2 separate regions of the Homo sapiens genome follow, and region 2 is linked to region 1. A link is an interaction called in ENCODE POLR2A ChIA-PET data of the cell type or tissue named here. Cell type or tissue: PC-9. All regions are shown on one strand. Each heading gives the region's core, and the rest is flanking DNA. Links, peaks and the distances in the headings are about the cores only.

What was found. ChIA-PET counts read pairs that join two places held together with the same protein. Peaks named below come from ENCODE experiments on the same cell type or tissue, not always from the same donor. Only the 100,000 strongest peaks of a DNase experiment are listed, where the experiment ranks them.
Region 2: POLR2A ChIA-PET joins it to region 1 with 20 read pairs; 3 of 35 experiments call an interaction of 5 or more read pairs at or near these places.

What each region holds. Positions count from the first base shown.
Region 1 is chr10:101,170,652-101,181,947 of GRCh38, forward strand. It overlaps LINC01514 (long intergenic non-protein coding RNA 1514), which reads left to right and starts at 5,671. Exons shown (of 6, transcript NR_120620.1): 1 at 5,671-6,046; 2 at 6,338-6,451; 3 at 11,039-11,094. It also overlaps the pseudogene SMARCE1P7. In PC-9, for the core only: no CTCF peak of the experiment used is centred there; no DNase peak of the experiment used is centred there; H3K27me3 peaks cover 2,272 bases.
Region 2 is chr10:101,533,839-101,545,134 of GRCh38, forward strand. It overlaps BTRC (beta-transducin repeat containing E3 ubiquitin protein ligase), which reads left to right. Exons shown (of 15, transcript NM_033637.4): 10 at 823-1,072; 11 at 1,516-1,634; 12 at 2,705-2,815; 13 at 4,455-4,533. Among named protein-coding and RNA genes, the nearest start is that of POLL, 49 kb to the right of the region's middle. In PC-9, for the core only: a CTCF peak has its summit at 3,210 (motif pointing right); no DNase peak of the experiment used is centred there.

The DNA.
Region 1 (11,296 bases), core at 1,257-9,256:
AGGATCTATGCATTCTTTTCTAAATCAGCCCCTACATACTTTACATTTTCTGTTGTTTTCATGGAAGTATACTTTTTAAAAAATTAATTTATTATTATTATTATTATTATTACTTTTTTTTTTTTTTGAGGCAGGGTCCAGACTGGAGTGCAGTGGCGGGATCACGGCTCACCACAACCTCCTCCTCCCAGCGCAGGCTCAAGTGATCCTCCCGCCTCAACCTCCTGAGTAGCTAGGACTACAGGCATGCACCACCACGCAGGCTAATTTTTTGTATTTTTGGTAGAGGTCGGGTTTTGCCATGTTGGTCAGGCTGGTCTCGAACTCCTGAGCTCAAGTGACCCTCCTTCCTTGGCCTCCCAAAGTGCTGAGATTACATGTGTGAGCCCCCAGGCCCGCCTCATGGAGGTATATTATTTATAGCTGATGAACACTGTGGTAAGAACTGTCAAATTTGTAAGTTGACAACCTCGCTGAATTTGCTTCTTAGTTTTAATTTTCCCCCAGATATTTATTTTGAAAACCTTCAGAAAAATTGAAAGAATAATACAATAAACACCTGTTTCGCTTCCACCTATATTCAACACTTTAACATTTTGCCACATTCTCCCTCCTGCCTATATACCCACATTCATATATAAAGTAAGTTTAAGCCGTGCACAGTGGCTCATGCCTGTAATCCCAGCACTTTGGGAGGCAGAGGCGGATGGATCACTTCAGCTCAGGAGTTCAAGACCAGCTTTGGCAATACAGCAAAACCCCATCTGTACTGAAAAACAAAACAAAACAAACAAACAAAAAAAAACAAAAATTAGCCGGGCGTGGGGGCACGCGCCTGTAGTCCCAGCTACTTGGAGGGCTGAGGCAGGAGGATTGCTCGAACCTGGGAGGTCGAGGCTGCAGTGAGTCAAGATGGAGCCACTACTCTCCAGCCTGGGCAACAGAGCAAGACCCTGTCTCAAAAATAAATAGTTTATACTCATGACACTTTACCCCTAAATATGTCACTATGCACCTCTTAGAAATAAGGAACTTATACATAGCCACAATGCCATTATTACTTCTAAGAAAATTCACCATAATTCCATAATATTATCTAGTCTGTTTTCTGTTTTCTCTGGTTCTACCAAAAATTCTTTTACAGCTTTTTTTTTTTGAGACAGAGTCTCTGTCTCTAGGCTGGAGTGCAGTGGCTCAATCTCAGCTCACTGCAATCTCTGCCTCCCCGGTTCAAGCAATTCTCCTGCCTCAGCCTCCCAAGTAGCTGAGACTACAGGCTCATACCACCACGCCCAGCTATTTTTTGTATTTTTAGTAGAGATGGGCTTTCACCATATTGGCCAGGATGGTCTCAATCTCTTGACCTCGTGATCCACCCTCCTCGGCCCCCCAAAGTGCTGGGATTACAGGCATGAACCACTATGCCCGGCTCCCCTTTATTTTTTTAAGAGACTCAGTGTCACTCTGTCACCCAGGCTGGAATGCAGAGGTGTAACCATAGCTCACTGCAGCCTTAAACCTCAAACTCCCATCCTCCGGCCCATCTTGATCAAAAAAAAAAAAAAAAAATTCTGAGGCTGGGTGTGGTGGCTCATGCCTATAATCCCAGCATTTTGGGAGGCCAAGGCAGGTGGATCACCTTTTTGAGTCCCCAGTGTCTATTGTTCCATCTTTTTGTCCATATGTATCCAGGGTTTAGCTCCCACTTATAAGTGAGAACATGCAGTATTTGGTTTTCTGTGTCTGCATTAATTCACTTAGGATAATGGCCTCTAGCTGCATCCATCTTGCTGCAAAGAACATCATTTGATTCTTTTATATGATCATGATATATTTTTAAATGCGATATTGGATTTGGTTTGCACTTACATATAGTTTTTGTATCTGTGTTTATAAGTAAAATGAGTCTGTCTTTTCTTTATCTTATACTACCCTTATCAGTTTTAGAATCAAGGTTATACTCGTGTTGTAAAATTAGTTGAGTAATGTTTTTCCTTTTTTGTTGTTGCTGTCACCTCTGTTATTTAGTGTGTATCCACTTACACATGGGTCTTTTTCCAGGCTCTTTATTCTGTCCCACTAGATTATTTACATCTCTAATCTATACCACAGTGTATTAACTGGTTTTACTATTTTTGTAATCTTTACTGTGATTGTACTTGTTTCCCCTACTTTGTTTTTTATTTAGTTTACTTGCTTTTTTCTTAGTTTATTGGCATGTTCTTTTTTCTTGTTCAGTCTTTCAGACATTCCATATCTTGTCAATCTATTCAAAGAAGCAGGTATTAGTTTTATTAACCTTTTACATTTTTTGTTGTAATTTTCAATTTGATTGATTTTCTCTTATCTTTATTATTTTCTTCATTTGTGTATGTTTCTGCTACTTTTTTGGCTTCTTGCATTAAATACTCAGCTCGTTTGTTACTATTCTTTATATTTTCTGATAAATATACTTGAAGCCGAAATTTTCCTCTAAGTCCTGTTTGATTTTGTTTGTTTGTTTTTTGAGACAGCATCTCGCTGTGTCACACAAGCTGGAGTGCAGTGGCGCCATCTCAGTTCACTGAAACCTCTGCCTCCCAGGTTCAAGCGATTCTCCTGCCTCAGCCTCCCAAGGGGCTGGAATTACAGGTGCCCACCACCACATCCAGCTAATTTTTAGTAAAGACAGGGTTTCACCGTATTGGCCAGGCTGGTCTTGAACTCCTGGCCTCAAGTGATCCACCCACCTTGGCCTCGCAAAGTGTTGGGAATACAGGCATGAGCCACCGTGCCCAACCCTTAAAATCTTTTTGATCTGACATGAAAGCTGCAACAATGGCTTTTTTTGGTTAATATTTTGGTTTATCTTTTTTTTTTTTTGTCTATTTGCAACCTTTCTGTATCCCCTTTTAAAATAATACTATATTTTAATTCAATACATTTTTTAATGTAAGAGATTATTTTTTCTTTTTATTTATAAATTTAACCCATTTACACTTATTTCATTTGCTGTTATAGTCAGTCTCCTATCAACCATCTTATTTCCTATTTTCAATATCTAATTTTTCCCTTTATTCTTCTTTCATACTTTTATTGCATAAATAGAATTTTCTTTTGTTGGTTTGAAAATTATACATTTTATTTTTATTCTTCTGGGTGTCACTCCTAGCTTATTATAACCATGTTTATGTATATTTATCCTCATCAATTTTGAGCTTATTTATAGCTATATCTTTCTAACCAAAAAAGCAAGTGCTCACCTCCCACTGGACTTCAGTCCACTCACTTCCACACACACAGTTCTATCATGTTGTTTCATCTAGAATTTCAATGCTAATGATGAATACAGGGTTTTTTTAGACTTACTTATACTACCATATATGTTTCTAAGTACTTTAGTCACCCTTCATTCCCATATCTTGTAGTGTCGTCTGAGATTTAATTCTCTTCTTGCTAATGAACTTCCTCCAAAAGTGTTTTCCTTTCTTATTAGTTTCTCTTTCTTTCTTTTTTTTTTTTTGAGATGGAGTCTCGCTCTGTTACCCAGGCTGGAGTGCATTGGCTTACTGCAGACTCCGCCTCCCAGGTTCAAGTGATTCTTGTGCTTCAGCCTCCTGAGTAGCTGGGATTACAGGTGCACACCACCACACCCGTATTTTTAGTAGAGACAGGGTTTCACTATGTTGGCCAGGCTGCTCTTGAACTCCTGGCCTCAAGAGATCCACCCACTTCAGCCTCCCAAGGTGCTGGGATTATAGGCGTGAGCCACCATGCCCAGCCCGAAAGTGTTTTTCAAAGAGGGTCTTTAGGTAGTAAATCTTCTGAGAACTTGAAAGCTTGAGAACATCTTTCTTTCTAGTTTTGTACCAGAATTATAGTTTAGCTGGATATAAAAATTCTAGTTCTAAAGTTCTTTTTCTTGTATCAGGCATTGCTATTGAAAAAACTAATATCAGTATGATACTTGTTCCTAATGAATGGCATATGGGGATTTCTTTTTATGTTTGTTTTCTTGCTTGTATGTCTTAATTCTTGAGAAGCTTTTGGAATTTTTGTCTCTCTTAAATTTTTCTTTAATGTGTTAAGTATTTTTCCAAATCTATCTTGTTGATATTCTGTCTGAAATCTTACACTTTTCTCTAATTCTGGGAAATTTTAGGATTCTTCGGAATTCTTTTTTTCATTATTTTTTAAAGCATTTCCTTCCAGGTTTCTCATCCCTCTTCTCTTCTGGAACTCCCATTTTAACTATATATCTTCCATATTTAATAACTTTAGCCTTATATCTTTCATCTTCTTATCTCTTCCTGATAATTTCTGGGAGAGTTCGCCATCCTTATCTTCTAGTTTATGAATTCATTCTTAGTCTGAATCTATTTCACTATTCAACTTGTATATTGCCTTCCTTCTTTCAGCTATTATATTTTTTACACTTGTTAACTTTTTTATACAGTCTCATCCTATTTCAAATTTACAATATACTTTAGCCAGGCATGGTGGCACCTGCCTGTAGTCCCAGGTACTTGAGGCTGATGCAAGAGGATCCTTTAAGCCCAGGAGTTTGAGGCTTCAGTGAGCTATGACTGTGCCACTGCATTCCTGCCTGTATGACAGAGAGAAACCCTTTCTGTATAAAAAAAATTAGATAATAATTTTTTTAAAATGTGTAACATTCTCCATTATTTCCTAGAAGAATTTTATTTTGATTATTTTATTTTATTTACTTATTTATTTTTCAGAGATGGGGGCTTGGTCTGTCACTCAGGCTGGATTGCAGTGGTGCAATCTCAGCTTACTGCAGCCTCAACTTCCCAGGCTCAAGTGATCCTCCCACCTCAGCCCCAGGTGGCTAGGACTACAGGGGTGTGCCACCACACCCGGCTAATTTTTTTAAAATTTTTTTGTAGTGACAGGTTTTCACCATGTTGCCCAGGCAGGTCTCAAACTCCTTAGCTCAGGCAATCTGCCCGCCTTGGTAGCCCAAAGTGCTGGGATTACAGGCGTGAGCCACCGTGCTCAGCCTATAAGGATTATTTTAAATTCTTGTTCTCACTGGTCCATTAATTCCGCTTCCTCTCATATAGGTTCTTCATTTTCGGGGTCCTCTTTTAAAAGGATTACATTATTTGGATGTATTATTTTTCTTTCTGAGCTCATATTACTCTGGATGTGTCATTCTCTTGGCTGGTGATAGGTATCTGGGGAGAGAGTTACTATCTGGGTCTAATTCTGCCACACCCTCAACCTCCTCTCCTATCCCTTCCCTCCCAGTTTACTTAAGCAGAAGAGGATGTGCCTTTGGATGAACCTGTTGGGTCTCCAGGTTCTGCTGCTCCTGAAATACCACTTCCCAAGGCTGACTCCTCCCTTATGTAGGCACAAAGTGGAGGAATTAGCAGGAGGAGGGGATGTCAAGTGGTGAACTACAGGGTCTGGGTCCTCGTGGTGGTTTTGTATTGTGTCGCCTTGGTTAAGTTGAGACTACTTTTCCCAGAATACCCTTCCCTGCATGGTTCTGGGTTGGAGTTGGCCTAAGGAAATTTGCTCAAGATTTGGAAGTTAGAAGTAAAGCAAGTCTGAAGGTTTTATGCTTCTGAAGGTTGTCATGGCTACAGGCAGTGAGAGAGCAATGCAAAGGTTCCAGAGTTCCAACTGTTTTGGTTTGTTTGTTTGTTTGTTTTGAGACAGGGTTTTACTCTGTTGCCCAGGCTGGGGTGCAGGGGCATGAACATGGCTCACTGCACCCTTGACCTTCTGGGCTCAAGCGATCCTCTTGCCTCAGGCTTCTGTTTAGCTGGGGCCACAGGCGGGCACCAAAATGCCTGGCTAATTTTTTTGTTTTTATTTTGGTAGAGACGAGGTCTCACTTTGTTGCCCATGCTGTTCTCAAACTTCTCGGCTCAAGTGATCCTCCCACCTCGGCCTCCCAAAGTGCTGTGTTACAGGCATAAGCCACTGCACCTGGTCTCTACTTCGTTCTTACTCTTCTTCCCGACTCTGTGATCAGCTCTTTTTCCTCACTGACATCTCTTATCACCAGCAGAGGCCTACCACTAGACACCAGGTGAGAACTCACAGAAGTAGAATCTATGAAGAAGCAACAATCTTCTGTTGACTTTTTACAGTGGCTCCCTTTCTCTCTTCCACTGCAGGAAGCAAGATAAACTTATCTTCCTCATTTTCCAGCAAGCTCCAGCTTGTCTCCCCTCCACCCCCAACCAGTGCTTTCCAAGGGCCGATAAGTGATTTTCCCACCATCCTACAACTCCCTTTGTGACCTCTACTTCTCCGTCTCCTCCAACAATTGTGTAAAATCTCATTCCTATAATAATCATTCATTCCATGATATTTGCAGTGGTTCTACTTCCCTGGTTGAGCCCTGGTAGATACGGTTCCTGAGAACTTCATGGAGCAGTTTCTGCACCAAACCTGCCCTCTCTACCTCTGGACCTCTACGTGGAAAAGAGAAGTACATCTCTGTCTTGGGTCATCCACTGTTATTTTGGTCTGCCTTCCTGGAGCCAGGCCGCCACTGGTCTTGAACCCCTATCCTCCTCTAGACCATTATGGGAGACAGAAAGAACTTCTACCTTATCTGACACATTGCATTTTTTAGTTTCTAACAGGAACTTGCCTTATAGCTTAAGTAAATCCCACTTCCTCTACCTCACTTTTTACTTGGCTGTATTTTACTCACTCTTCGGTTTTTCCTGACGTCTAGATAAGTCTGATCCTTTTATTGTGCCAGCAGTCTCCCAATACCCTGGGCAGAACACCCATCACTTAGGAAATATTTGCTCCATGACTGTCTCCCCTACTAGACTAGACCCTGACTCTTTTTTCCTTGTTTTTGTTTTTGTTTTTTTGAGATATAGTTTCACTCTGTCACCCAAGCTGGAGTGCAGTGGCACAATCTTGGCTCACTGCAACCTCCACCTCTCAGGTTCAAGCAATTCTTGTGCCTCAGCCTCCTGAGTAGCTGGGATTACAGGCAAGTGCCACCACACCCAGCTATTTTTTGTATTTTTAGTACAGATGGGGTTTTGCTATGTGGGCCAGGCTGGTCTTGAACTCCTGACCTCAGGTGATCCTCCTGCCTCAGCTCCCAAAGTGCTGGGATTACAGGTGTGAACCACTGCGCCCAGCAACCCTGACTCGTTTGTTGTTGTTGTGTTTTGTTTTGTTTTGTTTTGTTTTTGAGACGGAATCTCACTCTTTCTCCCAGGCTTGTGTGCAGTGGCACAATCTTGGCTCACTGCAACCTCTGCCTCCCGGGTTCAAGCGATTCTCCTGCCTCGGCCTCCCGAGTAGCTGGGATTGCAGGTATGTGCTACCACACCCGGCTAATTTTTGTATTTTTAGTAGAGACGGCATTTTACCATGTTGACCAGGCTGGTCTTGAACACCTGACCTCAGTGGATCTGCCCACCTTGGCCTCCCAAAGTGCTGGGATTACAGGCATAAGCCACCGCACCTGGCCCCAACCCTGACTCTTATTCCTGTTCTCCTCCCAGCCCATAACACAGAACTGACACACAGCAATTCATTGAATGAATGAACCTTTTTTAAGGTAGCTACAGAGAAGATAAACCTTTTGGTGGGTTTGGCTGAGATTGGTCTGTACAGCAGCTCTAAATTCCTTGAGCAGGGCCTGGCTTGTCCATGTCTTATGCTCTTTCATTTTAAAGCCTTGAGCTACTTTCTAAACATTGGGTGCCTCATAGCCAGTTACTGCACATTAAGAGGATATGGTATGTGTGCTCCAGACATCAAGGCCACCAGACCCACCCCGCTATGTGTGACATGTGGAACACAGCATTGGGACATACCCAACCTTTGCTATCTTCTCTAAGAACTGCCTACCAAACACCTTTCCTGCCCAGGCTGGAGTGCAGTGGCATGATCTCGGCTCACTGCAACCTCCGCCTTCCGGTTTCAAGTGATTCTCCTGCCTCAGCCTCCTGAGGAGTGGGCCCAGCCTGGGGTCACCGCTATCCTGTGGAATACTTATATGAGTGTTAGGAAAAAGTGTACTTTCTCAGCATACTTTATTGCCATCTGCTAAAGTGGTTTCATTATGAATACAGGTATTTACAGTGTCTCTCATGTGAATGGGACCCTTGGAGTTATCCACTGCACAGCCTGCATAACCAAATGTGGATACTGCCCTGCCAGCCTCCCATTAGCCTTATTAGCGTCATGTGACCTTGCCTTCCTTGGAAGCCAGGCTGATTGGACCAGCAGTGGAGATCCCACTCAAGCTGGCCAATCAGATTGGTTCTCCCAGGAATTTGAAGTTGGGATAAGCAACTCCAGCTTGTCATCATTGCACTGGAAGAAAATGTTGAATAGTGGCTGACATGTTTCAGTTAGGTTTCCTGATTGCAAGCAACAGAAACCAATATTAATGTAAATGGATAACTTAAGCAAAATGGAATGTATTGGAAGTAGTCTCTGAAAGCCAGAGAACCAGGGGGCCAGAAAGGAGGAGGAGCAATGGAACAGACTCACACCAGAATAGTCAGAATAGTCTGGTCAGGCCCCCACTGCTGGGTGAATGACCTCCATCCATTTCTCCCTCTTCTGTGTCTTTCCTGTGGGACTCATAGTCTTGGGCAAGAGCATCTGACCAGTCAAACTTCACTCAGGTGCCCAAACCTGGATATATGGCGATGGTGAGAGGAGTCTGCCTGTATTTTTCTCCCTTCACTCAAAAAACTTTTTTTCCATTTATAAACATATTTAGAACACATAAAACTAGACAACTTTAGCTAGGCATGGTGGCTCATGCCTGTAATCCCAGCACTTTGGGAGGCCAAGGCTGGTGATCACCTGAGGTCAGGAGTTCAAGACCAGCCTGGCCAAAATGGTGAAACCCCGTCTCTACTAAAAATACAAAAATTAGCCAGGCATGGTGGCGCGTGCCTGTAATCCCAGCTACTCAGGATGCTGAGGCAGGAGAATCACTTGAACCTGGGAGGCGGAGGTTGCAGCGAGCCAATGTCATGCTCCCCATGCTGAGATCATGCCACTGCACCCCAGCCTGGGCATTAGAGCAAGATCTTGTCTCTCTTTTTTTTTTTTAGACGGAGTTTCGCTCTTTTGCCCAGGCTGGAGAGCAGTGGCATGATCTTGGCTCACTGCAATCTCCGCCTTCCGGTTTCAAGTGATTCTCCTGCCTCAGCCTCCTGAGGAGGCTGCAAGGCAGTTTGAAAGTTTCTTGCAAAATTAGATGTACTCTTACCACATAATTCAGCAATTGTACTCCTTGGGTTTTTGTTTTGTTTTGTTTTGTTTTGTTTGTAGAGCTCTCAGCCTGCTGAAGATCTAGATGTTTATGATGATGGCTTATTTATTTATTTAACAGGTTTTTTTTTTTTTTTTGAGACGGAGTCTCACTCTGTCACCCGTGCTGGAGTACAGTGGCACAATCTCGGCTCACTGCAACCTCTGCCTCCTGGGTTCAAGCAATTCTCCTGCCTCAGCCTCCCAAGTAGCTGGGATTACAGGCACATGCCATCATATCTGGCTAATTTTTGTCTTTTTAGTAGAGACGGGGTTTTGCCATGTTGGCCAGGCTGGTCTTGAACTCCTGACCTCAGGTGATCCACCCGCCTTGGCCTTCCAAAGTGCTGGGATTACAGGCATGAGCCGCCACACCCGGCCTGTTTAACAGACTTTTAAAGAGTAATTTTAGGTTCTCAGCAAAACTGAGCAGAAAGTACAGAGTTCCCTCACATTCCTGTCCCCTCCAGCATTCCCACTATCAACATTCAGTACCATGGTGGTACATTTGTTACAGTGAATGAATCTACATTAGCACACCATTATCACTGAAAGTCAAGAATTTTCATCAAGGTCACTCTTGGCATTGCACATTCTATGGATTTGGACAAATGTGTAATGAAAGGTATACATCATTATAGTATCATGCGGAGTATTTTCACTGCCTTAAACATCCTCTGTGCTCTATTCATCCCTTCAACCCTCCTAATCCCTGGTGATCCCAGGTGACCACTGATCTTCTTACTGTCTTCGTGGTCTTGCCTTTTCTAAAATGTCATATGGTTGGAATCATATAGGATGCAGTCCTTTTCAGATCACCTTCTCTCATTTAGTGATATGAATATGTTTCCTTCATGTCTTTTCATGTCTTGATAGTGTGTTTCTTTTTACTGCCAAGTAGTAGTCCATTGTCTGGAGGTTTATTTATCTATTCACCTACTGAAAAACATCTTCATTACTTCTAAGTTTTGGCAATTATGAATAAAGCTGTTATAAACATCCATGTGTAGATTTTTTGTATGGACATAAATTTTCAACTCATTCGGGTAAATACCAAGGAGTACAACTGCTGCATTGAATGGTAAGAGTATGTTTAGTTTTGCAAGAAACTGCCAAACTGTCTTTCAAAGTAGCCAAACCATTTTGCATTCCCACTAGCAATGAATGAGAGTTCCTGTTGCTCCGTATCCTCGCCAGCATTTGGTATTATCAAAAGGAGAAGCTTTCTCCTTTCTCCATGTGAGACGGCCTCTGTCAAATTCTTTCCTCTAAAGCAGCTTCTACGGCTAGATGTGGTGGCTCATATCTGTTATCCCAGCGCTTTGGGAGGCCGAGGCGGGTGGATCACTTGAGGCCAGGAGTTCAAGACCAGCCTGGCCAACATGGCAAAACCCCATCTCTACTAAAAATACAAAAGATTAGCTGGGCATGCAGGTGCATGCCTGTAATCCCAGCTACTCAGGAGGCTGAGGCAGGAGAATAGCTTGAAGCCAGGAGGTGGAGGTTGCAGTGAGCCCTAACCCTGCCACTGCACTCCAGCCTGAATGACAGAGTGAGACTGTCTCAAAAAATAAAATAAAATAAAATATCTTCTGCATAAATTTTTTGCATTTATGTAAGCAAAATGTGTGGGGGAATTATGATAGACCTTCATAGAGTCATTGTACTCTATCTTTGTTACCTCATATTCATTTAAATATTCTTGTTTTTCTTCATCAGTGACAACTCCCCACATTCCACCAATAATCTTGCCAATTTCCATCAATTTCAGGTCCGTATTGGAAGCCTTGACTCTGGCCCAGACATTTCTGCTGTACCTCATGTAGGGTAAGAGTGGCTTATCTTTGAGGGTTTTGGAATAGTAATACTAGAGGATGCCATGACCCGGGCTGTTGGTGCAGGGGTTCCCTCCCAGCCTGTAGCTGTAGGTGAGATGCCTGTGTGGAGTGCATCCCACAAACAGTGGTGTGCTGGGCACTTGTGCTGCAGGAGCTGAGGGGGTGGGGGGTAGGGCACAAGATGGTCTTTT
Region 2 (11,296 bases), core at 1,201-9,200, 360 kb after region 1:
TAGCAAGGCATAGCAAACTTGGCCCTTGTAGTTACTGACATTTAACATTTATTGGTGCTTGTGGAGTGAGTGCCCCACAGAATCTAAAACACTGCAGGTGCTAACATCATTTATAAGATAAAGAAAAAATGATATTCTATAAAAGGGGGCTAAACTGGAAAAAAGGAAATAACATGTTATAAAACCTTAAGTAAATACACAAAAATAGAATAATCAAAATATATAATCACACAAAATTCTCAAGCTATCCAAGGGCCCCACACTCTGCTGTGAAGCCCATATTTACAATGGGGGGTCTATTTTAAACCCCTACCCACTTCAGAACACAGAAATGGGGGCTTAGAATTAGAGTCATGGTTATCTTGGCCTTTGACCTTTATGATAAAACCTGAGATCCAGGGTAATCAAACTCAAATTCACATTACTAAGTATGTGACAGAAGCATCTTGGCCTATTTCATTTCTGGCTCCTGAGGGCTATCATTGGAATGGGCACTAATGCTATTGTTATTAATCAGATTCCTCATTTAAAATGTATCTTACTAATGGTATCAAATTGAATGTGAGAAGTTTTACAGTCTTCAAGTCTGGGCCAAATTATTAGGTGACAGTGGCTGCCACTTCATCCTTGCCCTCCACAACTTGCCCATATTTCAAGCAGTATGTCTTAAGGACACACTGGCAGCATCCCATCCCCTTCCTTCTCCCACTCTCCCAGTCTGGCCCTCTCTCTAAATATAAGGGGTGGAAGGGCGCATGATGGTCAAATATAGGTAACAGATTGTAGCTTGAGTACCATCTAAATCTCATCTATCACTTCCAGAGTGTGGGATGTAAATACAGGTGAAATGCTAAACACGTTGATTCACCATTGTGAAGCAGTTCTGCACTTGCGTTTCAATAATGGCATGATGGTGACCTGCTCCAAAGATCGTTCCATTGCTGTATGGGATATGGCCTCCCCAACTGACATTACCCTCCGGAGGGTGCTGGTCGGACACCGAGCTGCTGTCAATGTTGTAGACTTTGATGACAAGTACATTGTTTCTGCATCTGGGGATAGAACTATAAAGGTAATAAGGCATTTTTCAGTAAGTTTCCAACTTAGAATGGGGGAATTCATATGAAAATTTGATCAAGGGCAATTTCATATTTAAACGTTGCTACAGAAAAATGTAATATTTAATTCAGAGACTAGTCTACAAGTGAAAAGGTGTAATAAGTGAGACGTTGTGTGACAATTTATCCTAGATATTTTATTCCTATAAATAGTGGTGAGTGTGAGAAGAGACTAACCCTAGAAGAGTAAATCAATCTGAGGAATTCTCATGTGGTAACAGCCAACTGCAAATTAGCCTCTGTTACCATGAATTTAAATTGTCCTTTGTTTTATTTGTTTGAGAAGACTTCCCTCTAATGGTTCAGTCCTGTTTTCTGCTTCTCTAAGACTCCATTTGCCATAGATTTTACCAATAAAAGCACCAAATCAACTGCTCAATGCCATTTTCTTTTTCAGGTATGGAACACAAGTACTTGTGAATTTGTAAGGACCTTAAATGGACACAAACGAGGCATTGCCTGTTTGCAGTACAGGGACAGGCTGGTAGTGAGTGGCTCATCTGACAACACTATCAGGTGAGCAGCAAGTGCCTTGTATCATAAGGGATCAATATTATGCTCCCATTCATTATTAATGCACAGATCATACAAGTCTTCAATTTTGTTATGTTTATAATCAACTGTTTTTCCTTTCTGTAGCTTCTTACAGGTCAGAAGTTTGCCCCAGGCAGAGAAGCAGCACAGCAAAGCCTTTTGTTGCCCTTCTTTTTAAATTTCTCCTGTCTACCGTTGAAAAGTGCTAATAAACAGCTAACAGCCTTTTCTTTGCCATTGTTTTTAAGAAATGAAAAGAAAGATTTGTTTCCTTACTAGAAATTATGTAATTTTTGTCTTAGCATTACATAATTGGCCAGAGAGTTACCTGTCTTTGAAATTATGAAGATTTCACAGTTGGAAGTCCTTTTTGGGGTTTTCCCTTCACAAAGATGAATGACATAGATATGATTATAATTTGGAAGATTTATCCATCCTCTCCCTTCAGTGAAGTATTAAAAGGATGAAAAGGCCATTAAAAAAGAGCTACTGTTTGTTATATCTAAGGAAATTATTCCTAGAAATCACTTGAATTGCTCTGAAAACGTACAGTTTTTATAATTAGTACACAAAAGTTCTTGAGAACTGACTTTGCATTTCTATTCTCTGAGAAGAGCTGTCCTGGACAGTGGTGAAAGAAGTGTCTGCCGTGGCAGAGGGGGAGGTGCTTTGTGAGAACAGGACATCACTGATAATCTGTATCTCTTTCAGTTTGGTGACTTCAGGAAACTGCTTTCTTAGCTTGGTCATTTCCTTCTCAGGCAACTGCGTGCATTGAATTCGTTTTTATGCCTGGAAGAACCTGTTTACAGAATTATGTAAAGCCCTGTGCTTTGAAAATACATTTTACATTTGAACTTAAACCTACATATTTCTGTGTGAGTTATATAGCAGAAAGGAAATAAATTACATTGAAAGCAGTACATATCTGTGTGGGTGGTGATTGATTTTATTTTATGAATTTTTAGAAGGCATATGAGGTGTATTGTTATAACATTCCAGGCTTAGAAAAGAATACGTGAAAATTCACCTGACTTAATTTTCTCTTCCAGATTATGGGACATAGAATGTGGTGCATGTTTACGAGTGTTAGAAGGCCATGAGGAATTGGTGCGTTGTATTCGATTTGATAACAAGAGGATAGTCAGTGGGGCCTATGATGGGTGAGTGTGCTAACAGAGTGTAAAAAAGAGAAAATCTACGTCTTAATCCTTCCTTATGTTTATGGTGTTAAACATAACCATTCCTTGTTTCTAAAAGCTTATAGATTTTACACAAAATATCTGATACCATATTTCTTTAATCCGTGTATTTACCTCTCCTTGGTTTAGTGTCCTGAAATATTCTTCCCATTCATTTTATTATACTTGTTTGCACATGGTTGTCATTCATATTTTGGTTATTTGGTTATGTATTTGACTGTTTTGCCCTGTAAAGCAAAGAACAAGAAAAACCCAGTGTTAACAGGCTACCCATGTAAAAGGGTAACCTGTTAACAAAACAGAAACACTAGAGGGCAGTATTTGGGGACTTAGTGTGGTAAGATCTTGAATTTTGATTTCTTGGGTTTTTTATCTCTTTGAGTAATTTTTAAGAGTACAGTTCTCTTGTCATCACTTGTCATCCTAGCATTTCATTTATGAGTTTAGTCATCTTTATTTTCTTCTAATTTCTAGTGGTTATGGAATCCATTAATTTTGTGAATGGACCCCATGTCCACCAATCCTAAACACAGAGTAAATTCAAACAAAAGTAGTCTGGGCACAATGGCTCATGCATTTAATCCCAGCACTTTGGGAGACCGAGACAGGTGGATCATTTGAGGTCAGTAGTTCGAGACCAGCCTGGCCAACATGGCAAAACCCAGTCTCTACTAAAAGTACAAAAATTAGCCAGGTGTGGTTGCGGGCGCCTGTAATCCCAGCTACTTAGGAGGCTGAGGCAGGAGAATTGCTTGAACCAGGGAGGCAGAGGTTGCAGTGAGCCAAGATTGCGCCACCACACTCCAGCCTGGGCAACAGAGCGAGACTCCGTCTCAAAAAAAGAAAAAAAAATAGTTATTCACTTAGGAAGAACTCTTATCATTTCTTTTTGTCAATCTGCCTGATTTTGGCAGCTTTTTAAATATCAGAAACTAACAACATTATTTTAGTTCATGAGTTAACTACACTGATACATTCATTAGCCAATGCAAGCAGCAGGAAGTGTAGACTGCTCACTTCTTCTGCTTTGGGACAGCCATCACTGTTACAACCTTGGGAAATTGTTCAGAGTGTGGTGACATGTTCCAGCTTGGTCAAGACAATATTTTCTTATTGTCCTGGCTTTGATCTGTACCCACCTGTCTTGGAATTTGTCTGCTATGTACCTTGAGGAAACATGGCCTATTAAAAGATTTTTGGAAGAGCTACACTTATCTTATTTAAATCAAAAGATGAGGGCTTGCTTATATAAACTCCATTGCTCTTACATGGACCCCAGTCCCTCAGTACATGTGACCTGGGCCACTCTTAGAAGTGCCCAGGAAGAGGATGCTTCACAGTTGTAGATTTCTAGGTCTGTGTAATATCATTAAAAGGTCTAATGTACAAGATCTCCTCTTGATCCCAAAGTATGGTATAACTTTACTGTTAACTGTCTTCAGTTTGGTTAAAGCTAGCCTGTTTCTCATTTGTAGGTTAATCACGTACATTTGAACTATACTCACCATCCATATTTATTGCCATGAATTTCTGCTATTCTTCCCTGCCTTCTCTTACATTTGCTTTTAACTAACATTTTTGTCCCCTTTTTGATCTTTAGAAAAATTAAAGTGTGGGATCTTGTGGCTGCTTTGGACCCCCGTGCTCCTGCAGGGACACTCTGTCTACGGACCCTTGTGGTAAGAGCCTTGCTGTTTAGAGAGCATTGGAGAGCAGGTGGGGGAAGAAATTAAACGTTGATGTGCTGTGGAATATGGATTTGAATTTAATAGTTACAACCTCACAAAACCTACAACTAAGTGGTAAGGCAACCAGTACATGACAATAAAATATGTTTATATAATTCCTTTCATCCAAAAATGCTTTAGAGACTATATATGGAGAGAAATGTGGCAGCTGTTTAACAGCTGCACAGCAACTCTACACAACAGTTTAGTGCAGGGAGTGAATAAGAATTCTGTATCCACCAGAAACAGCAGGGGGTACTAAGGGAGAGAGAATATAATTATTCAAATTGGAACCTGTCCAAAATCTGAGGACCTGTACACCTGTGCCTTCAAAAAGTGCCCTGGGGGCCGGGTGCGGTGGCTCATGCCTATTATCCCAGCACTTTGGGAGGTCAAGGCAGATGGATCACCTGAGATCAGGAGTTCAAGACCAGCTTGACCAACACGGTGAAACCCCATCTCTGCTAAAAATAAAAAAAAAATTAGCCAAGCATGGTGGCAGGTGCCTGTAATCCTAGCTACTCAGGAGGCTGAGGCAGGAGAATCACTTGAACCTGAGAGGCGGAGGTTGCAGTGAACCAAGATCATGCTTGCACTCCAGCCTGGGCAACAAGAGCGAAACTCTGTCTTAAAAAAAAAAAAAAACTGCCCTGGGAATCTGCATGAATCCCCCTGGTCAACCCCTTAGTTCTGCAGCCTATTCATGAGGTAGTGCCTCCAGCAACTTGAGCCCATCTTTTTTGTTCCCCATATACCCCCTTTTGACATTTGGGGAAAAAAGTGATTCAAAAGGAGGAATGCACTAAATTATTTATCATGTTGTTAGCCAAGGGCCCAGATTGATAAATGCTGCTTCCATTAGAAAATTAGTTGGAGCAACAGGGTGGACAGACACCACTCGGAGAAAAGATGAGAGCAAGCATTTGAAGCCCAGTGTTCTAAATCCTGACTGTCATCATTTAGGCATTCTTGGCTCTGGAGAAGAGAAAGAGGTTACATTTCTTGTCTTCCTTGTTGGATTTATGTGTGTATGTATAAGACAGGGTCTTCCTCTGTCACCCAGGCTATAGTGAAGTGGCACTACATGTTGCTGATGTATATCAATATTTCATTTCTTTTGAAAATTTGCTGAGTAGTATTCTATTGTATGGTTATACCCATTCACTGATTGTTTCTCGTTTTTGGCTATTAACAAAGTTTCTATAAACATTTATGTAGAAGTCTTGGGATGAATGTATGCTTTTTGCTTTTATTTCTCTGAGGTAAATACCTAGGAGCAGATGACTAGGTCATATGGTAAGTGTATGTTTAAAATTTTTAGAAACTGCCAAACTGTTTTTCAAAGTGGTTTACCCTTTTACATTATAGTATATAGCAGTGTATGAGAGTTCCAGTTACTCCACATTCTTGCCAGTACTGAGCACAGTCTGTAATTTAGTCATTCTCATTGTGGTTTAATTCGTGTATCTCTAATGATTAATAATGTCAAGCATCTATTCTTTGCCATCTGTATATCTCCTTTGGTGAAGTGTGTTCAAATCTTTTCCCATTTTTTAATTGAGTGGTTATTGAGTTTTGAGATTCTTTTATATATTATAAGTTACAAATGCATTATCAGATGTAATTCACAAGTATTTTCTCCACGTTCATAAAATTTGTTTCTTTGTTTTCTTAAAAGTGTCTTTCAAAAAGCGGTTCTTAATTTTAAGTCTACTGCATTGACTTTTTCTATTATGGCCTATGTTACTTGCTGTTGTATCTCAGAAAAACCTTTGACTAATCCAGAGTCACAAGGATTTTTCCCTGTGTTTTCTTCTCTAAGTTTTATAATTTTCAGTTTGTATTTTGGTCTATGATCCATTTTGAGTTAATCTTTGCATATGGTACAAGGTGTAGATCAAAGGGTTGGGCTTTTTTACACATGAATATCCAGTTGTTCCAGCACCATTTATTCAAAAGACTGTCCTTTCGAAATGCTTTTGCAGCTTTGTCAAAAATGAATTGACCATATATGTGTGAGTCTTCTTTGGGAATCTGTTCTGTTCCATTGATTTTTGTCTGTCTTGATTCCAGTATAATTTTATTTTGATTACTGCAGCTTTTTACCAACTCTTGAAGTCAAGTAATGTGAGTCCTTCAGCTTTGTCTTTTTCAAAGTTTTTTGGGGCCTTTGATTTTTCATGTTAATTTTAAAATCAGTTTGCCAAGTTCAACCAAAAAAGTCTGCTGGGAATGTTTTTTAATTTTTTAATAAATAAATAGGTATGGGGTCTCAGTGTGTTGCCCAGACTGGTCTCAAACTCCTGGCCTCAAATAGTACTCCTACCTCAGACATCCAAAGTGCTTGGATTATAGGCCTGAGCCACTCCATCTGCTGGGTTTTTTGTTGGACTTGTGTTGACTGTAGATCAGTTTGGAGAATATTGACTTCTGAACAATATTGAGTCTTTATCTCTCCATTTGTTTAGGTCTTTTTAACTTTCTCAGCCACGTTGTAGCTTTTAGTATAAAGGTTTTGCACATCTTTTTGTCACAGTTATCCCTAAATATTTTGTATTTTTAATGCTATTGGAAAAGGTATTTTTAAACCTTGGTTTCTGATTGTTCATTGCAAATACATAGAAATATACTTTTACTTATTTCCCAATCTATGTATCTTTTATTTCTCTCTCCCTCTTTTTTTTTTTTCTTAATTGCACTGGCTAAGACCTCCAGTACAATGTTAAAAACAATTGGTAAGAGTGAATGTCCCTTTTTTGTTCATGATCTTAGGCGAAAGGCATTCAGTCTTTCACCGTTTCACATATGTGTATATATAGATGTATGTCAGCTATAGGGTTTTTCTCTTTTTTTTTTTTGAGACGGAGTCTCGCTCTTTCACCCAGGCTGGAGTGCAGTGGCGCGATCTCAGCGCACTGCAAGCTCTGCCTCCTGGGTTCACGCCATTCTCCTGCCTCAGCTTCCTGAGTAGCTGGGACTACAGGCACGTGCCACCATGCCCGGCTGATTTTTTGTATTTTTTAGTAGAGACGGGGTTTCATCATGTTAGCCAGGATGGTCTCGATCTCCTGACCTCGTGATCCAGCCACCTCAGCCTCCCAAAGTGCTGGGATTACAGGCGTGAACCACCGCGCCCGGCCTAGGGTTTTTCATAGTGACCCATTATCAGGGGATTAGGCAGTTCCCTTCTGTTCCTAGATTGCTGAGAGTTTTAATGAGGAACACATGTTGGATTTTGTGAAATGCTTTATCTACATCCATTGAGATAATCATATGGTTTTTCACTTTTATTCTGTTAATTGGTATATTACATTGAATTTTTTTTAGCTTTAAATCCTTTGCATTGCTGGTATAAACACCACTTGTTCATGAGGTATAATTCTTTTTATGTGTTGTTGGATTCACCTTGCTAATATCTTTTTAAGGATTTTTGTGTGTGTGTGTATCTGTGTTTGTAAGGGATATTGGTTTGTTGCTTTATTTTCTGTGTCTCTGGTTGACTGTCATGATAATGTTGGCCTTATAAAATTTTGAAGTGTTCCCTCATCTATTTTCTAAGAGTTTGCATATGTGATATTATGCTTCTTTAAATGCTTGATAGAATTCACTAGTGAAGCATCTAGACCTGGAATTTTCTTTGTGGAAAGTTTTAATTACAACTTCAGTTTCTTTAATAAATACAGCACTCTTCAGATTTAATATTTCTTTTGAAGTCCACTTTAATACTTTTGTCTTCCAAGCAGTTTGGCCGTTTTATCTAAATTATGAAATTTATTGAAATAAAGTTATCATATTCCCTTATTATCCTTTTAATGCCTGTTAGGAGCATAGTCCTGTTTCCTTTTTTGGTTTCATTGATTTTTTTTTTTTATTTTTCTAGCTTCTTAAGGTAGAAACTAAGATCATTGACTTTGAACCTTTTTTTAAATATAATCAGTTGAAGCTATAAATGTTATTAGAAGTAATTCTAATCACTACTTTAGCCACATCCCAAAAAATGTCAATTAAGTCAAGTTGGTTTATAATATTCAGGTCTTCTGTATCCTTAGTGATTTTTCTATTCGTCCTTACCAATTATTGAGAGAGGAATTTTTATGTCTCCCACTATAGTTTTGAATTTGTCTATTTCTCCTTACAGTTGTGACAGCTTTTGCTTCGTGGTTTTTGTTTGAGACAGGGTATCACTATGCCGCCCAGGCTGGAATGCAGTGGCACACCCATGACTCACTGCAGCCTCAACCTCCCAGGCTCTGTCAATCCACCCACCTGAGCCTCCTGAGTAGCTGGGACCACAGGCGTGCGCCACCACGTCCAGCTAATTTTTTTGTATTTTTTTTTAGAGATGGGGTTTTGCCACATTGCCCAGGCTGGTCTGGAACTCCTGGGCTCAACCTCGACAAAGTACTGGGATCACAGGCATGAGCCATGGCACCTGGCCTGCTTCATGGTTTTTTTTGTTGTTGTCGTTGTTTTTGAGACGGAGTTTCTCTCTTGTCACCCAGGCTGGAGTGCAGTGGCACGATGTCGGCTCACTGCAACCTCTGCCTCCTGGGTTCAAGCCATTCTCCTGCCTCAGCCTCCCAAGTAGCTGGCATTACAGGCACCTGCCACCACACCTGGCTAATTTTTTGTATTTTCAGTAGAGACAGGATTTTGCCATGTTGGGCAGGCTGGTCTCGAACTCCTGACCTCAGGTGATCCACACACCTCGGCCTCCCAAAGTGTTGGGATTACAGGCGTGAGCCACCGCACCCAGCCACTTCTTGTATTTTTAAGCTCTATTATTGGGTACCTGCGTGCTTAGGATTTTTGTCTTAGTGATTAACTGACTTTTTAACATTATGAAATGTCCTTCTTTGATGTTTATAGTATTCTTTGTTTTGGGAAATTAATACTTTGATATTATATGTAAACATTCTGCTTTTTTATGATTAGTGTCTGTGTGGTGTATCTTACTATATTCTTTTACTTTTAATATGCCTGTGTCTTTATATTTAAAATGAATTTCTCATATTCAGCATATAGTTGGGCCATGTTTTTTTTTGTTTTTTTTTTTTCTTAATCCAGCCTGACCATCTCTGCCTTTGTCATGTTTAGACCATTTATGTAATTTTTGTATGTTTGGATTTAAATCTATCATGTTGCTATTTATTTTCCATTTTTTGCTTTTGTTTGTTACCTCCTGTTTTCATGCTCTTTTTTTTTTCTTTTTTATCTCAGTTTAGCTCCTATTATGGGTTCTTAGTTATATCTCACTAATTTGGTGAGGAGGGACCTAGGGTTTACAATAGTTATCTCTAATTTATTGCAGTCTACTATCAGATGATATTGTACCACTTCATGTATAATGTAGGAAACTTAAAACACTATATGTTCATTTTTCACCCCCATCCTTTATGCTATTGTTGCTACAGATTTTACTTCTAAATATGTTATCATCCCCACAGCACTTGTTATTTTTGCTTTAAACAATCAACCATCTTTTAAGATTTTTTTGTTTGTTTGTTTGAGACGGAGTCTTGCTCTGTCACCCAGGCTGGAGTGCACTGGCGTGATCTTGGCTCACTGCAACCTCCGCCTCCCAGGTTCAAGCAATTCTCCTGCCTCAGCCTCCAGAGTAGCTGGGACTACAGGCGCCCGCCACCACACCCAGCTAATTTTTTGTAGTTTTAATAGAGATGGGATTTCACCATGTTAGCCAAGATGGTCTCGATCTCCTGACCTCGTGATCCGCCCGCCTCAGGTTCCCAAAGTGCTGGGATTACAGGCATGAGCCACCGCAGCTGGCCTTTTAAAGAAATTTTTTAATGGAAAAAAGAGAGTTTATTTTTACCCACACGTTTACCTTTTCTATTGCCTCCCATTCCTTTGTATAAATTCTATTTCCATCTGATACATTTTCCTTTTGCTTAAAGAACTTACTTTAACATTTCATGTATGCAGGTACACTGGTGACAAATACTTTCACTTGTTGTTTACTTGGGAAAGTTTTTTTTTTTTTTTTTTAAGGGATGGGGTCTCATTCTATATCCCAGGCTGGAATGCAGTGGCATGATCATAGCTCACTGCAGCCTTGGACTTCTAGTCTCAAGCAGTCCTCCTGACAGCTTCCCACATAGCTGACTACAGGCTTGTGCCACCATATCTGGCTAATTTTCTTTATTTTTTTAGAGATAGGGTCTCATTGTGTTGCCCAGACTGGTCTTGAACTCCTGGCCTCACATAATCCTCTTGCCTCACAACCTCCTGAGTAGCTGAGATTATTACAGGTGCAAGCCACTGCGCCTGGCTCTGAAAAAGTTTTCGTTTTGCCTTCATTTTTGAAAGATATTTTTGCTGGCTAAATAATTCTATATAGGCCAGGCATGGTGTCTCACACCTGTAATCCCAGCACTTTGGGAGTCTGAGGCGGTGGATTGCTTGAACTCAGGAGTTCAAGACCAGCCTGGCAACATGGCAACCCCTTCTCTTCAAAAATACAAAGATTAGCTGGGCATGGTGGCACGTGCCCAGTGCAACAACTTTTGGGTGGCTGAGGTGTGAGGATCATATGAGTCCAGGAGATTGAGGCTGCAGTAAGCCACAGATATGCCACTGCACTCCAGCTTGGGTGAGAATGAGACCCTGTCTCAAAAAAAAAAAAAGAAAAAAAGCTAGATTGACAGTGTCTTTCAGCACTTTAATGATGTCATTCCATTTTCTTCTGGCTTGGTTT